2 separate regions of the Homo sapiens genome follow, and region 1 is linked to region 2. Evidence: read pairs that join two places in POLR2A ChIA-PET (ENCODE). Cell type or tissue: PC-9. All regions are shown on one strand. Links, peaks and the distances in the headings refer to the core of each region. The heading gives the core; the rest is flanking DNA. Region 1 overlaps MAPKAP1 (MAPK associated protein 1). Region 2 overlaps MAPKAP1 (MAPK associated protein 1).

Region 1 (9,203 bases), core at 1,578-6,577, 99 kb after region 2:
GAACTGTGGATTGAGGCAGTAAGTCTGTAAATCACTTAACTTAGAAAAAGAACCCCCACCCCAACCCTGGAAAAATCAGGGCAAGCAGCTGGTGTTCATGTGACACGCCTGCTGTGAGGGTTGATGGACTCTCAGTTTTGACCCCCTCAAGATCAACTTCCTACTCTTCCCTGCTGCCTGGTCTCCCACACAGCATCTTTACTCCTTTCTGAACTGATAAATCATCTAAACCTTACAATTCTTTTTTTTTAACCCAAAGATCAAAACCTATACTGTTCTTTATGGGATACAGCAGAGCAGAGTGGTGAAGAGCACAGGCTTTGGAATTGGAAAAACTTGCATTCTCGTCCTGGCCTCACCGTGGGTACATGACTTAACCACTCCATGGTTTATTTTCCTCCTCTGTAAAGTGGGATTATTGTAGGGCCTACCGCATAGAGTTTTATGAAGATGCGGAAAGCAAATGCATGGAAAGCACGTTGTTAAGGGCCAGGAAAGTCCTCCATGTCAGTTGCTGATGCTGTTATTATAGTCCAGGAATGAAGCAATATTTGACTTGTTTTCAAAAAGGGCAAGTTGATGATTTTGTCAAATTTGTGTAGCAATATAACTGACATTTATTAAGTACTTATGTGCTAGGCATTGTGTTACACATAATCTGTGGAATTACTCCATGAAGGTTTAGATCCACTAACTTGCCCAGAGTCGCATAACTTGTAAAAGAGCCAGGATTTCAATCCAAGTCTTTTTGACTCCAGAACCCACACTCCAACTGCCACACATCTGCCTTCTAGGATTAGATGCTCACAGCAGCAATAGAGATTGTAAAACATTGGGTAGTTCTGTCTCACACCAAACATCTCCTCCTTTGGCTGATGAAGATTGTGAGCTGATAATATTGAGAGCCTGTGGCCTTGGAACTCCAAGGCCAGGCAAGAAAAAAAGCATTTTCTTTCCCTAATCATAAGTAGAGTAGCCCTTTCTTCTGCTTATCCTTATTTAGGCTCTGTTACTCTTAAGGGGATGAATGGCTGCCGCTTCTATGTGTCTGGTGTCCTTAACATGCTCTAAAAATTAGGCCTCTTCCAGTCTTTGTCTTTAATTTCTGGTTTTAGCTGACACCTTCATTAATGGTCTAGTGCAAGCTTTCTGTCGACTTGAAGACTGCTGTGTGAAAGTGGTTTTGCTGTCCTATCAATAATGGTCATAATTTCCCCAATACTCTCATCAGCAGTGAATTGAGTCTTGCAGCAAAGAAATGGAAACCCCAGTGCAGTGGTTTGAAAGTGATTTGTCTTGTAGACGGCGTCTTCTTTCAGTAAAATCAGGTCAGTGCGGCACTGCTGGGTCAGATGTAAGTCTGAGACAAATTAGTTGGAGGAAATTGATCATTTGAACCTTAGGTTATTTTTAGCTACAGTAGCTTTTTAATATCTTTTTTCTTTATATTTGTTTTAATAAACTTTAATCATCATCATCATTCGCCAAATTAAATGTCTTCTCAGTTTCAGCCAAGCCTTAGATAGAGGAAAGAGTGCCATCTACTCAGCCCACAGAAGCGGCCTTCCCTTCACAGTTTTGGGGCTTGCTTCCATGATGGCACTGTTGTTGTTTAAACACTGAAGCCCACTCCTCCTCATCTTCTGGCCGGCCCCCTTGCTGGGCTTTGTTTATTGCACCGACTGGCCCCTTGACCAGTCTGTTCTTCATTGCTATTGAAAGTTAATGGGGGCAAAATTGCATTCCCAAACATTTGAACCTGAAGTGGCCAGGGCCGAACTTAGTTGATCTCTGGTGATCGGTTCAATTTAGTTACGATTTTTTGCCATTAGGCTGGGGCTGAATGATGGTGATTTGGTTGAGGCCAAATGTCTGAAGAAAATTGGCTCTCTGATAAGAGTGCTGTTATCAGAGGGGGCTACCTTCTCATTTACATTTAGATGAGTATTGATTATTTATTTACTCAGAGAAGTGAGATTCGTTTCCAATCTTATCTTTCTCGTCTCTGCTTGTCAGCAGAAAGAGAGATAGAGCTCCTGACATCAAGCCAAGATAACAGCACTTTGTAGCAAAGATAAAAGTTGGAATGGGCCTTTTTCTAGTGTTGACTGAAAGGATAAGTTTTAAAAATTAGAACTGATGGGTCATGCTTTCAAAACCTTTCCTGAAGGTTTTGCAGTTTAACTAGGCAGGAGAATTGGTTTATTGGAACAGCCTTGGTCTTTCTTCTTTTGTAATAGGAATTGTATTTAATTTGATTATATTCAGCTGTTTCACAGAGAGCAAATGGTGTATTGGCTCAGAAGAGGCTAAAGTGTGACCTTATTGTCATGTCAGCTTGTTCCTTTTTTATTATTTAAATTCCAAACTATCCAATCTGAGCCTCAGAGGGGGTATAAGCTACAGCGGTTGTCACTTGAATATAGTTCAGTGCTTATATTAAGATCAAGCAGAAAATGATTATAGTTGCCTCTGGAGGAAGAGTTATAAGCGATGGAGCTGACACTAAATGCAGACATTTTAGCATAGCTGATGTTGGGTCCGAGCTCTGATACGGACGGCATCAGCGTAGTGGCTTTGGCTCAGTGAGGAACGCAGATTCAGTCAGCCCCTGCCATAGAGTAGTCAAGGCTTGGCACGATCCTCCTGGAATGGGTCTTCCTGCCATAAGTCTCCAGCCCATTGTCAGCAGTGCCACCAGAAGAATCTCACCAAAATATAAAGCTGATTGTGTCACTTTCCTGCTCTGTTAGCACCTGTTGCATATGAGAGAAAATCCAAATCTTGACCAACAATCTGGGCCAAGCTTCTCAGCCTCAGCTCCTCCTTGAACAAGCTTGCTTTTAAGCTATAGGCAGCATTTAAGATTAGAGACTTGCTCGGCAGCCAGGATTCACAGTTCCTCAGTCTCTCAGGTCCTACAAATATTGACTAAAAATGACAAGTAAATGTCAGAACCCACAGAACAAACCATGATCGCACAGATATCAAAGGACATGTGATGCTACACTACCATCCAAACATCCATCTAATGAATATTTTTTGAGCATCAACAATGCACCAAGCACAGAGATTACTCATCCCTGCCTCGAGGCTGGGGGAGGCAGCGAGGCAGCTTGAGCTGGTAAATTATAGAAGAGCCCAATGAGTGTTCCTACCAAGGTAGGAACAAGGCGCTGTGTGGGAGCACAGAGAAGGGGACAGGTAGCTCCACCCTCCCCTTCCCTGAGGTGGAAACATCTGAACCAGGTTGTCTTGAAGCAGGACTCAGAGCTAGGTGAAGAAGAGGGAAGAGGGAATGGCACGTGCAGAAGCCAGGAGGCACTGAGGAACCCACGTGGACCATGGAAGGTCATTGTGGAAGAAGCCAAGGCTGTGTGGGGTGGACATGTGAGCTCAGACCCAGCGTCACGTGTCCTTTGATATCTGTGCTGCCGTGGTTTGTTCTGTGGGTTCTGACATTTACTCGTCATTTTTAGACTATATTTGTAGGACCTGAGAGACTAGGGAACTGTAGGAATCCTGGCTGCTGAGCAAGTCTCTAATCTTAAATGCCGTCTGCAGCTTAAAAGCAAGCTTGTTTAAATAGATATGCACCCTGCACCCCTACTTTGGACACACGAGGGAAAGAGCACAGACTTTCGCTTTGATGCCAGCATTCCCTGCCCCGGTGTGCCCTCCCTGGTAAGGCTGTGAGCCTGTTGTGACTCATAGGCTAGGGATCTACCTAAACCTTATTGCAGTGGTTTCTGTTTCAGTCTGTATTTGCAATAATAGCAGCTCTCATTGACCGAGCACTTTGCTAAGGGAAGTCCTGCATTGTCTCATTTAATCCTCACAGCAACCTTCTGAGGGAAGCTCTGTTATCCCTATTTTACAGATGAGTTTAAATTCCTTCCCAAGGATGCATAGCTGGCAGCGTTACTCCCTCTCATGGCACAAACACCAGGGATGTTCTGCTCAAGTCTAGCCTTTCCTCTTACTGCTCACACTTAGCTTTTTTCTGGCTACCAGAAGCTCTTTCAGATTAAAGCAGCTCTTTAAATTGGTGAATGGAAAACAGTTGACATGAAGACATAACCATGAAAGTGTTCAGCTTTTGACTGTCATTTTTCCTTGCACAGGTGATTCTCAAACTTGTTCTTATGGTCAGCAATGATGATGATAGGTTAATTCACTTATATCCTACCTTGATCCCAAAAATATTTGGAATTATTATAATAGATTTTAAAATACACAAACCACTGAGTGCAGTGGTGTGTACCTGTGGTCCCAGCTCCTCAGGAGGCTGATATGGGAGGGTTGCTTGAGTCCAGGATTTCTGGGCTACAGCCTAGATCAGCGCTATGCTGATCAGATGTCCACACTAAGTTCAGCATCAGTATGGTGAGCTCCCGGGAGTGGGTAACCACCAGGTTGCCTAAGGAGGGGTAAACCGGCCCATGTTGGAAACGTGCAGGTCAAAACGCCTGTGCTGATCGGTAATGGGATCGCACCTGTGAACAGCCACTGCACTCCAGCCTGGGCAATATAGCGAGACCCCACCTCTTAAAAAAATATACATACGAGGCTGGGCACAGTGGCTCACGCCTGTAATCCTAGCACTTTGGGAGGCCGAGACAGGTGGATCACAAGGTCAGGAGATCGAGACCATCCTGGCTAACATGGTGAAACCCCGTCTCTACTAAAAAATACAAAAAAATTAGCCGGGCATGGTGGCGGGCGCCTGTAGTCCCAGCTACTTGGGAGGCTGAGGCAGGAGAATAGCGTGAACCCGGGAGGCGGAGCTTGCAGTGAGCCGAGATTGCGCCACTGCACTCCAACCTGGGCGACAGAGCAAGACTCCATCTCAAAAGAAACAAAAAAAAAATATGTATACATACGAACCAATAAACTACGTGAGAGGAAAAGAAACATAAAGATTAAACGACAAGTTTACGAGTCCCCAGGAGGAGGAGCTGGCAGAGAAATGCATGTCCAGGTCATCATAGTCACACGAACATTTAGTGCTGAGCTTCCTGATGGGCAAAGGAGAAAGGGACATGATAGGAGCTAGTTACAAGATTTATGTTAAACTTTCTAAAGATACAAAAGCAAGCCCTTTGCTCCAGGGAAGTACAGCTTTTCCTGATACCAGGATCTGAAAGAAGTTTCTCCCACGGGTCTCTAGAAAGAAGACACAGAGCAATGGAGGCGACAGTGTGTCTTCCCTCTCTTCGGACTTTGGCAGGCACTTGCTTTCCATTGGATTTCAGCTTTCAGCTAGCTAGCAGCTGTTAAAGAATTGCATGCTAAAACCTTTTATGTTTCAGTTAGGGGTTAAAGGGATCGAGGAAGCTGCTCTGAGCATGTAGCCACCAACCAACAGATTCTGCAGATTTTCTTTGAAACTTATGTGCTGAGATGTTTGCCTCGGGTTTACAAAATCCCATAAAAATCCTGCCTGGGTATTATAACTTGGAACCCTCCCAAAGTGCCCAAAGCAATATTTTGTTCCTAGGCCATTCGGTGACATGGTATTACTGCAATAAATACATCATTGGAATGCCCAAGCAGGTTTTCCCGTCGCTGCAGAGTAACTGCTTCCCAGAATCTTCCTTTTGTGTTCCTCTCTGCTGTGAAATGGAGGGTATGCGGCTTCATGCGCAGCTGTGACTTTTTAAATCCTCTTTCCAAAGTGTGGATGTTGCCTTGAGAACCTTGTCCTGTTCAGTGTGAAAGAGCCCTTTATATTTTATATAATCATTTCTTTGGCAAAAAGTATATTCATAGAAATTGACCTCACAGTTTGTCTTTTTGAAATGGCTTTTGGATGCTATTTTTATTTTCCTCCCATGTCAGCCTCCTAAAAATTAAACAAGTATTTGATGGAGACTGTACTTTGATATAGGTCTGGGTTATCATAATCTTCACTGTCAACAGGCATTTATTAAGAACTTTGTGTGAGTGAGATGCTGTGGTTCATAATGCAATATAGAGAGTGCAGGCCTGGGCAGTCCTAGGTATGAATTCTCTCACTTCTACTAGTTCCTGAGGGACACTGAGCAAGTTATTTAACCTCTATAAATCACAGTTTCTCCTCTCTTAAGTGGGTTTATAAACTCTTTACATCTTAGGGTGACCAAAGAGTGAATGAGATGATCTGTACATAAAAGACCTAGCACAGCACTTGTCACATAGTAGGGCCTGTGATGGTGGTAGTTAGATTGTCCATGCTGTTAGGATCACTTAGTATTATTACAGTCTGATGATGATGATGATGATGATGATGATGATGATGATGATGGTGATGATGATAGCTGATACTTAAATCACACTATTAATGCATTGGACATTGTTCCAACTGCCTTACAACTATTAGTTCGTTGAAACTTTAGACAATCCTGTGAGGTAGGTGCTATTATTATCCCCTGTTTTATAAAGAAGAAAACTGAGAGGTTAAGTTGGCCCAAAGTCATACAGCAAAATTGCTTGGCCAGGACTTAGGCCAAGGCAATTGGGCCCCAAGTTTATGCCCTTAACCACCTGGCTATATTGCCTCTCGTATATACCCTGCCTCTCATTACACAGTAAGACCTGAAATTATCATCCTGGCCTTTTTGGAGGGAAAATGTGTAAAATACTATAATCTTTCTCTGTGAAATATCCACTATTCAGGTGAGGATTATGGAGAGAAATGCAGATTTATAAAAAGCAGTTTTCCATTTGGATTTAGATATCGAGTTTCATATGCAGCTTAACCACCCTGCCTTCCCCCAGGTTGTTACCCATTGGTCCCTTGCTAAGTTCAGAAGTGGGTTTCCAAGTTGTTCTTCAGCTTTGATGGATGAGCAGGGAGTACCCAGGGCAGAAAACACACGGATTTTCAGTTACTGACTAAACTGAGCGTAGAATATTAGCAGTATTCCTAAGGAAAGATGGATGGGCCTTCCTGGATGGATAGAAAGACAAGGTGATCATGTCTGGTCATGTCTTCGTAAGAGGGAATGGTACTACCATGGACTCAGAAGGCAGCCAGAGCATGAAATACTTGGTATGTGTGGGTTTGTTGGAATAAATAGTTTCAGATCATTTTCATTTTGAATTTATAGAAGTTAAGTGATTCAGATTCTAGATGAATCCACAAATCTACAGAAACCTTTATTTATGGTATAAACTATGGCCTTTTTATAATTGGCCAGTAATTTGTAGTTTGCAGGAGGAAGGAGGGTTCAAGGCAGACTAGCTTTAGAGCCAGAAGACCCCCATGGGTTTCATTTTTCCCCCTTCCTACTTTTTACCTTTGTGATCTTGGGCAAGTTACTTCACCAGCATCCCAATCTGTAAACTGGGGCTAATATATCTGCCTCTGGGGGTTACTGTGAGGATTCAATAAGGTAAGGTATATAGCATGCTTGGCACATAATAAGCATGTATTAAAGTCATCAACATGCTAGGCTTCATAGGACAAAGTCCAAGAAGCTACTTTCAGAAAACTAATTTTAATAGAAATATCTGCAAGATCCAAGAAATAAAATGAATGTCAGATGATGGCATTTATGGCTTTGAGAGTGGGGCAGGGAGTTGTCTTCAGGGATAAGGGATCCTTCCTGGTACTCCCTGACTCCCCTGTTTTCCCTGATCCACGTTTCCCAGGCAGCTGCAAAGACTGGTAGGAAAAAATGTGCAAAGGAGACCGGCCTGAAATTCCTCCTGATGCAGCCAGGCCTTAGTTCCCAGTAATCAGGAAAGTGGTAGCTTATATATAATCCAGCTGTCAGGTAGCCTGACAGCTTGAGAAGCCCGACAGTCTGTGCACTGCTCTCAGAGTACACATGCCAGGGTGCACGGTTGCTTCACATGAAAATATGTCTACATAAACAGATCGTGTCTGCTTTTGATTAAATTACTGCATGTGAATGACCCATTGGAGATGCCACAATGTGTGCTAATTATAGTAGCCTCAAAAAGATGTCATAGTAAGAAATTGGAGAACTTTTAAGTTTATCTGGTGTTTTTAAATTACAAAAGTGGCCTTCATTTATTATAGCAAATTTGAAAAATACAAAAAAACACAAAGCAAAAATAAAAACAATTATTAATTCCACTATCAATTATAACTACTATTCACATTTTAGGAATAACCTCCTAGTCTTTTTTCCTCTATTCCTTTACATATTTTTTGCTTAGATTTACCTTTTTAAAATTCATACATAATGTTTATATATATCTGTGGAGTACACGTGATATTTTGTTACATTCATAGAATGTGTAATGATCAAGTCAGGGTATTTGGGTACCACCTGGGGTATTTATCATTTCTATACACTGGGAACATTTCATGTCCACTATTCTAGCTTGTTTTGAAATATATAGTACATTGTTGGTAACTATAGTCACTCCACTCTGCTATTATATTTTAAAAATTATAATTTGTATTTTTATAATTATAATTTAAAATGTGCTGTAATTTGCTGCTTTCATAAAGTAGCATATTATAAACATGTTTTATAAAATTAAATATTTTTGTAGCATCACATTTAATATTTTTATGGTATTTCATAATATTTTATTTAATCAGTCCCCGTATTAGACCTAGGTTGTTCCTAAATTTGGGCTATTATTTTTAAAAATTTTTTTGGAGATAGGTTCTAGTGCAGTGGCACAGTCATAGCTCATTGCAGCCTCAAACCCCTGGGCTCAGGAGATCCACCTCAGCCTCCCCAGTAGCTGGGACTACAGGCATGCACCACCACACCCAGCTAATTTAAAAAAATTTTTTTGTAGAGATGAAGGCTCACTGTGTTTCCCAGGCTGGCCTCAAACTCCTGGCCTCAAGTGATCCTCCTGCCTTGGCTCCCCCAAAGCGCTGGGATAACAGATGTGAGCCACCATACTCAGCCTGGGAAATGAATTATTACAGCTAAACTTTATACCCAGATTTCACTGTAAATTTATAGAAGTGGATGTCAGTTGCTTCTGCACACTGTGTTGCTGGGAGATTTTGGAGATAGGAACAGTCAGAGATTGTTTAATAGGCCATTATCTTAGAAAGCAGCCCTCCAGGTTCAGGGGTAACTCCCTTTCCTCTGCTAGACTAAAGGGGCCCACAGCTGTTTTCTTAAGGTTCAGCTTTCTGAGATTCCTTCTACCCAGTATTACGTGCCAGCATCCACTGATCAATACCAGATGCACCTATTAATTGAAAATTGTTGGCATGGACA
Region 2 (9,066 bases), core at 1-5,000:
ATGGAAGTCATATATATATATAGTTTGTCATTGTTGTTAGATTGATTCACATATACCTATTATTAAATATATTTTTAAATTCTACTTTCAAGATTTTATTTAAATTATAGTGTCTTCCGGTTTGTTGCTGGTATATAGAAATGTAGTTGATTTCTTTGACATTGATTTAATGTCAGTAACCTTAATAAACTCCTATAACTTCCATTAACTTATACCTTTTTTGGTTTTCTGTGTAGTTGGTCATTTGCAAATAATGATAGTTTTATTTCTAATCCTTATACTTTATTTTTCTTGCTTTACAGAGCTGAAAATTTAAAAAATTCTTTTTATTGCTTCACAATACCATGTTGAAAAGAAATTGTCTTGCTTCTGATATCAAAGGAAATGTTTCCAATATTTCACCATTTAGGATATTTCCTATTTTAGCAGATGTTCTATGTTGGGTTAATAAAAGTCCTTTCTGTTCCTAGTTAGCTACAATAATTATTACTTTTTAAATCATGTACATTCAACTGTACTGAATGTTGAATATACTGAATTTACCTATACTACCATATGATTTTTCTCCTTAATCTCTTAATATGATTATTATTATTATTATATTTTGAGACGGAGTCTCACTCTGTTGCTCAAAGCTGGAGTGCAATGGCGCGATCTTGGCTCACTGCAACCTCCACTTCCAGGGTTCAAGTGATTCTCCCTGCCCTAGCCTCCCAAGTAGCTGGGATTACAGGCGCCTGCTACCACACCCGGCTAAGTTTTGTGTTTTTAGTGGAGACAGGGTTTCACCATGTTGGCCAGGCTGGTCTCGAACTCCTGACCTCAGGTGATCTGCCCACCTTGGGCTCCCAAAGTGCTGGGATTACAAGTATGAGCCATCACGCCTAGCTTTAATATGATTATTATATTGATTTATCATCTTATGTTAAACCAACCTAGTATTTGATACAATAAACTCAGCTTTGGTCATCAAATATTCTAGTTTTTATATCTTGCTGGGTTGGTTTGCTAATATTTATTTAGGATCTTTGTTCACAAGTAAACCTGGCCTGTAAGATTATTCTCTTACACTCTCAGGTTTGGATATGGAGGTTTTTCTAACCTTATAAAGTGATTTAGAAATTGCTCTTTTTTGGCCGGGCCTGGTGGCTCACGCCTGTAATCCCAGCACTTTGGGAGGCCGAGGCGGGTGGATCACGAGGTCAGGAGATCAAGACCATCCTGGCTAACATGGTGAAACCCCGTCTCTATTAAAAAATACAAAAAATTAGCCGAGCGTGGTGGCGGGCGCCTGTAGTCCCAGCTACTGGGGAGGATGAGGCAGGAGAATGGCGTGAACCTGGGAGGCGGAGCTTGCAGTGAGCTGAGATCGCGCCACTGCACTCCAGCTTGGGTGACAGAGCGAGACTCCGTCTTAAAAAAAAAAAAAAGAAATTGCTCTTTTTCAGTAAGGTTAAATAGTATGGGTAATTCTAGCATTATCTGTTCTTTGAATGTTTGGCGGAACCTGCTAATAAAAGTAAACTATTGTTGTCACAGGTTGGGTTCTCCTGGGAAGCAGTCTCTGAAATGGAGATTAACATGCAGGAAATGTATTAGGGAGTGTTTTCTGGATTAGCATCTGTGTGGAAAAGGGAGGAAAACAGAATTGGGTAGAGGGAGGAGTTGGGACTGTGATGCAGTCGTAACAAGGCCTCACCTGACACCATGGAGTACTCTGCAGCTGGATGGACCTTCACAGTTGTCCCAAGTTAGGGTAAGGGGGTCAGGCCTCTTACATTCTTGCATCTAACCTATCATTGGATTCTGAGTGTCGTGAGAAGGAGGTGCAGTCTTGGCAAGGTGACTCTGTCAGCCAGCACAATTGCAGGAAAGGACTAACAGCTGATAGCCATCAGCCAGCATTCCTTCCAGCAGTTGGGAAATATGCGCTTTATTCCTGAAAAGAGGGAATCTGGGTGGTACAGTCCACCCTTGGTGCTGCTTGGGTTTACTGGCTTCATGTTAAGTTCTGGGAGCACACCTTCAGGTCTGCGTTGGACTTCGTTTCTTTGGGGAAATTTATACAAAGAGGGTTAGTATAATGATCTACAGTCCTGTTTCTACCACTGGTCTTGAGGTCATGACTAACACTCATCTGTCTCTTCAAGTATTTATTCTAGTCCTGTCAACCTTGGTTAGTTAGCATCTTGGCTGGTCTAGGTCTTAAATGGTATGATGACCCAGATCCTTATGTCTGAGGGCCCAAGCCTCTGTTTACCTTTCTCAGGATGTAGCTGCTTCATTTGTCCATTAACCACTAAAATTGGGTAAAAGTAATAAGATACCCCAATGGATTTACTGGCTAGATGTGTTTCTTCCTGCCTCCATTGTGTAACAGCCTCATGTTCTTTTGATGAGTGTCAGTCACTCCTGTGAGGATGGTGACTTTCCTTCTTGCCTGATGTCCCTTGGCATGAGGAACCTGGGCTGCAGCCATAGTTTTAACATTTAGTGGTACTTCTGCTGTGTCTCCCAGTGGAAGTGTTCTCCCTTTGGGAATCAGGATCTCTTAATTGATAGAGCCTCTATTTACCCAACAGAATTAAAAACATAAGTTCATTCACATAAAGATTTGTACATGAATGCTGGCCTGTTCAAAAACACTGCAGGACAGATGGCTTCAGAAAGAATAGGGAATCAGGAAATAGACAGTGCGTTTAGGAACTCAGTTTATTGTGGTTCTACAACAACTGATTGTTAGTAGATAAGTTTAATTTCCAATCTTACTCCACATGCCGCCCCCCATTAAAGAGCTAACATAAAAATTTTAAATTTAAAAAAAAACTAAAAGAATTTGTACAGAAGCTGTGACACTACCAGTTATTTGAAATTCGTTGAGCATGGCTGTATGCCCATTAATATAGGTCACCTTTTATAAATATTATATGTGAACTTGGAAAGAATGTGATTTTAGCTGCTGTTGGTTGCAATATTCTAAATATTGTCATTAGGTCAAGACTGTTACAGGTTGAGCATTCTTACTCTGAAAATCTGAAGTTTAAAATGCTCCAAAATCTAAAACTTTTTGAGCGCTTATAAGTAACTCATGTATCAAAAAATAACAGAAATCAGAAAATATTTAGAAACAAGCATTTCCTTTGGAGCATGATCAAAGGAAATGCTCATTGGAGCATATTACATTTTGGATTTTTGGATTAGGGTTACTCAACCAATAAGTATAGTGTAAATATTTCAGAATCTTAAATATGAAACACTCCTGGTCCCAATAATTTTGAATAGGGGATACTCAATCTGTAAATCTGTTAAAATTTTCTTTACAGATATTTTTGTCCAAGCCATCAGTTAGACAGAAATACGCTTGAATTTCCTGCTGTTGATAGACTGTCCATTTTTTCTTGTTAATTGTGACTATTTTTTCTTTGTATATTGTGATGTTATGCTTTTATGTTCACACAATTTCAGAATTGCTATTTTTTCCTGGTGAATTGAACCATTTGTCATTTGTGATTAACTCTAGTGAAGTTTTCCTCCCTTTCAAATAGTTACACCTGCTCCATTTGGTTGATATTTGTCTGGTATAGATGCAATTTCATTTTGATGTTTTAAGATACAGATCTTCTTTCCTATTTTTCTTCTTTTGCATTCATTGGGCTTTCTGAATCTGCATATTAGTGTCTTTCATCATTCTGGAAAATTCTCAGCCACTGTCTTTTCAGACATTGCCTCCGAACCAGTTATTCTTTTCTCTTCTTCTGAAACTCTAGCTACACCTATCAGAATGTGTTATTTTATCCTTCTCATCTCTTAATTTCTCTTTCTTATTTCCTATCTCTGTGTCTCTTTGGGTTGCATTCTAGGTAATTTCTTCAACTCATATCTTCCTAACAGATTCTCTCCTCAGCTGTGGAACCCATATGTTGCATTTCCAATTTTAGTTGTTGTATTTTTAATTTCTAGAAGTCTGATTTTGATCTTGTAAAAATCTGCTTGGTAATTTAAAAAACTATTACGAAAAGTGTAGTAATTTTATTAGTAAAAGTTCAGTGAGCACCCTTATGTGTAGCACCTGTATTCAGTAATTGTTAACATTTTGTCATATTTGCTTTATTTATGCTTTATTTAATCTTTAAAAGTTGACATTCACTCCTAGCGACATTCTCCTACTCAACCATAATATATCACACCTTGGATAATCTTTTATAGTCTCTTGCACTTACTCCACATTTTTGCTTACACATTTATTTTATATTTTGCTTCTGATCATACTGTTAACTCCAGTCTTTCTGGGCCTATTTCATGATGCCTTCTATGTTTTGTGATTTGGAGATAGAACAAATTATTTCTTGCAAATTTTTCTGTTGGAATTATTTGAGTCATTTAGGTTTTTCCCAATAGGATCTGCGTTTGCTTCTACCTAGAACCTGGGGGCACTACCACCTCAGGACCACTTTAAATTCTTGGCTTAAAATCTTTCTGGTCCATCAAATAATACGAATTTGGGATAGAAATTTCATATGAAGGTTCGTTTATGTTTATAAAGTCTGAGGAAGAAAATAATTTTGGGGGAAGACAGGCAGTTTTACCTTGCTGGAGGTCAGTCGGGAAACCTTAATTCTAATTTACTCTCACATGTAGGTCTTTGGTGGTGGTGGGTTGTGAGGAGGGTATCACGGTCTTATTATAGGTTATAGATAGACTGTTCCCTATAGCCTGCTGACCAAGAAAACTGACACTTCATGTCACCTTGTTTGGCAAGTACCATCATTAAGGCAAAATTATGTTCTGTTTTTCATTCTAGATTCTCTTTTCACTTAGTCTTTGTGCTTTTGTGATTGCCTTAAAAAGTTGCCAACCAGTGTATTGAGTCAGATAAAATAGCTCTTTTTATATTTCATAAATATGTTTAACTGTTTTCTGTTTGAGGGTTGGTCAGGATACATACTTTGCCATATGGTTGAAATACAAGTCCTATAGTAAAATAGTTTTTAGTGTGTTGTATTAAATGCTGTGGGAGAGGAATATATATTACAGAATGAAGAGAAAGAGTTTGTGTTTACACATATCATGGCTCTTTATTTCATGCAAATGTTGATTCAAAATGTAAGAAGATGTTTTTTCAAATAAGAACTTTCCCTCCAAAAAAGCTTTTCAAATATATTGGTTTTGGGAAGAATTGTTGTCAAGTTAAGATTGTGGTCTTTTGAGTCAGTCAGAGGCGGGTTTCCATCTGAGTTATCTTACTGGCTGTGTGACCTTTAACAATTTCTTTCACCTCTTAGCAGTTTATCTGTAAAATAGGGTAAGTGGGGGCTGTTTTGAAGATCAAAAGAGAGAATTTATGTGGCACACTCAGCCCAGTGCCAGGCACAGAGTAAATGGTAGCCATTTTTAATTTTAGTTATTCTCTTTCCAGAAATGTTCAAGATGCTGTTAATAGAGTGTTAAATGTGAAACATCTCACATTGTACATGGAGTAGTGTAAAATTGAATGTGGGTTTGGGAGAAACTACCAAAACTACCAAAAAGAGAAAAACGAGAAAGGCACTCAGGGTCAGAAAATGAGGAAAACAGGATGAAGCTTGGCAGGCCAGGCCCGGTGACAAGTGCCTGAGTTAGCTATTCAGGAGGCAGAGGCAAGGGGATCACTTGAGCTCGGGAGTTCAAGACCAACCTGGGCAACATAGTGAGACTCTTTCTTAAAGACAAATAAACAACATACTCTTTCTTAAAAACAAACAAACAAACAAATAAATAAAGAAGCTTGGCAGGTGAAACAAAGCCAGAGGCTGTCTGCTTCCCTTAGCATTCCGAGAGTGGGATTTCTTAAGGATTTTTTCTGTTCCAGCTCTTTTTTGTATATGTCCTGTTCATTTAGTTGAGCATATATATCCCTACCCCTTTGGGTCAAAGGAAGTTCCCACTTGCTGTGGTTCAAGGGAGCTGCTTTGGGTACTTTAGGGGAAGGAAACTTGTTCCCTTCTATAGAGACCTCAAAGATAGGAATTTTCATTCCCATCAGTTCAGCAAGTAACCATTTTGCATCCCCAGAATTCTGGAAGTACCTAATTAAAAAATGACACAGTTGCATTTTTAATAGACAAATTTACAATTAACAGGAATTTAAAAATATATAACATGAAACATCAGCATGTTTCAGGTAGTATAAGCATTTAGGTTTTTTTCTCTCCCTCTTGATATGACTCAGTCTAATTCTTGTGTATCTTCTTAGTTAGGCTCCACTGTAGGGCAGTATTGGAAATAAGAGGGAATTGTGTAACCCACCTCCATCTAACCTTTTGCTCTCTATTTTTTTGCATGCCCAAAGACAGGAGAAGTATGTCTTATTCATCATCTTTGTATATTTCTCTTGGTACTAATATTGTCATTTTGGTTTTTTAGTAAAGGAAATTGGCTTATTTGAAACGTTTGATTTAATCCTCTGTGGAAATAGCGGTTTACTGGAAGGTTAAGGCAGCCGGTTTGGGCTCCTCTCAGAGTCTCTGTGCAATTGTTGGAAAGGAAACCCCAGGGAAACCCCTGAGCGCAGGCGTCGGAAAAGCAGTGGCTGCGCAGAAGACAAAACACTCCAGATGCTTTATCAGGTGCTGTCTGGAGAGCAGGAATAATGGTCTGAAGGCGGAAATGCTGATGTCTCCACTTTCCCAACTTAGTACAAATATCTTCTTTATCTTTGGTGGATTTTGGTGCCACAGCGGCGGCCCCAAGAAGCCCTAAATGCAAATGTGATGGCTTTTAGAATTTTGGCTTTGAAAGCCTGGCATTTGGGGGTTTTCTTGACTTGAATTCTCTTTTTAAAGGGAGTGGATTCAGAGCATCCACTGTCAGTGCCATTTCCCTTGCTATGATGGCTTGTTCACTGTTTACATCAAAGGATTCAGGAAGCAAGAGATGTGAACATAAATAAATAAATGATCAGACTAACAAATAAATAAAAAGCTTTGCTTCCTTTGTCACATTGTGAAAAGGCTTGACTGTAACATAATGGGAACACAGCAGCTATTTGATTAAAACTTCAGGACTTTTCTGGAAACTTCGAAGCATGTCTGCTACTATTCTTTTTTTCTTTTTCTAATAACACTATGACATGGGGTAAGTAGAACCCTAGAGTGCCATGGTTGCAGTGGGACTGTTGGATGCATCATCCTCCCAGTCACTACAGGCGCTGGCGTGACATACCCTCCCTGCTGGTGCCTGTCTGCCCATTGACATGGCCATCCTTCGGAAGCCCACAAGTTGATTTGTAACTTGTTTGCTCTTTGCCCCCATACAGTCTTATTAAAAGCAAAGTCACTTTGGGAGGCCAAGGCAGGCAGATCACAAGGTCAAGAGATCAAGCCCATCCTGGCCAACATGGTGAAACCCCGTCTCTACTAAAAATACAAAAATTAGCTGGGTGTGGTGGCACATGCCTGTAGTCCCAGCTACTTGGGAGGCTGAGGCAGGAGAATCGCTTGAACCCGGGAGGCGGAGGTTGCAGTGAGCCGAGATCGTGCCACTGCACTCCAGCCTGGTGACAGAGCAAGACACTGTCTCAAAAAATATATAATAAATAAATAAAAAATAAAAGCAAAGTAAGCGACTTTGCAGTGGGGAAGGCAATTTTAAGTGATGAGTAAGAACTCAGACTCTGGAGTTAGACATCCCCAGTTAGCATCCTCGCTTCACTAGCTGTGTAACTTTGGGCATGTTGCTTCATTTCTGCAAGCTTCCATTTCAACTCTAAAATAGAAATAATTGTTGAATCTAACTCAGAGTTGTTTGAGATTACATAAGCTAATATGGATGTCAAATGTATGGGGTGATATCTGACCTATAGTGTTTGATAAATATTAGCTGCTGTAGTGTTGGAATGAAGAGCCAGTCTTTGAAAAACACCCTTTATATCTTGCTTGTCTTCCTTTGATAGGAGTGTAGTTCATTTTATTTTTGAGAATTCTCAGTTATTTCTCCAGCCCATGATATTTATTGTTTCAGTCGCTATAATATTTGTTGAAACCCTATGAAATTGCAATTTTTGTAGGTCATAAGTGATTATCAGCAGTTTCATATGATTCAGTTTAATGTAATAGAAACTATTGGAGTGTTTGCTGTATGCCAGAGTATCTACTATGCCATTTCATTCATTCTTTCAAGCTTCCCTTTAAAGTATGTAATATTATTCCAGTTTTGGCATGGGGAAACTGAGGCTTAGAAAGATGAACAGACTTGCCTGAGGTTACACAACTAGTAAGTAGTGAAGCTGGAATTCAGACCTAGGTCTCTCCAATCCAAAGCGCATTTATTTGCTTTCCACTTTCTACCCATGAGCCGTCTCAGACATACCCTCCCCTAGCTCCATGCCCCTAGCTCCATGAAAGTCAGAGAAACTACACTGTTTCTTCTCGATTGTAGAAGATTCGGGTTTTCTTCAGTAGGGTGAACATAATGTGGCTGTCCTGTGTTGATGAACCTTTTGTGCTTTTGTCTCTCCTTTTCGCATCAAGAGCACAGCATCTGCAGTGTTGGCTACAATCACCTTGGCTCTTTCAGAAAGGCATGTAGAGAATGAAAACAAAGAACCTAGACTCTGCCTTCAACCCAGTTTTCATTGTCTGGTGCAGTTTCTCATGGCCATAATATTTGAGCATCTGCTCTATTCAGGGAATGTGCGAGGACAGTATCTCAGTTTCCCTATAATATTGAAGATAGGGGCTAAAATCCTTTATAGGGGAGGAAACTGAGGGTAAATGGGATCACATGACTTAGAGAAAGGCACAATACCTGTCAGAGTCAATCTTGCTTAAGGGTCTAGGTCTTTTCTACTATACCCCATTTCTTCTTCCCATTCATAGAAATCTTAAAGAAGGGATATGAGGACAGCCCTTTCTGCAGAATAATTTAGAGCATATTTTGGTATGTTATCCCTGCTGAATTTTTCCCATATACTCTTTTCCTTTTTCTTTAACCCTTTTCTTTTCCTTCTTTCTTCCCCCCGCCTCCCTATGCCCTTCTTCCCTCCCTGCCTTCCTCTAAACATAATGAAGTTTAAAAGATTAGGAGACC

Evidence for each region. Peaks named below come from ENCODE experiments on the same cell type or tissue, not always from the same donor. Only the 100,000 strongest peaks of a DNase experiment are listed, where the experiment ranks them.
Region 1: POLR2A ChIA-PET joins it to region 2 with 7 read pairs; 2 of 35 experiments call an interaction of 5 or more read pairs at or near these places.

What each region holds. Positions count from the first base shown.
Region 1 is chr9:125,508,248-125,517,450 of GRCh38, reverse strand. The region is part of intron 7 of MAPKAP1 (MAPK associated protein 1); the gene reads left to right. It also overlaps the pseudogene RN7SL30P. Among named protein-coding and RNA genes, the nearest start is that of MAPKAP1, 190 kb to the left of the region's middle. In PC-9, for the core only: no CTCF peak of the experiment used is centred there; DNase peaks (open chromatin) are centred at 3,710 and 5,470; H3K4me3 peaks cover 1,426 bases; H3K27ac peaks cover 2,111 bases.
Region 2 is chr9:125,606,166-125,615,231 of GRCh38, reverse strand. All of the region lies in intron 4 of MAPKAP1 (MAPK associated protein 1), which reads left to right. Among named protein-coding and RNA genes, the nearest start is that of MAPKAP1, 97 kb to the left of the region's middle. In PC-9, for the core only: no CTCF peak of the experiment used is centred there; no DNase peak of the experiment used is centred there.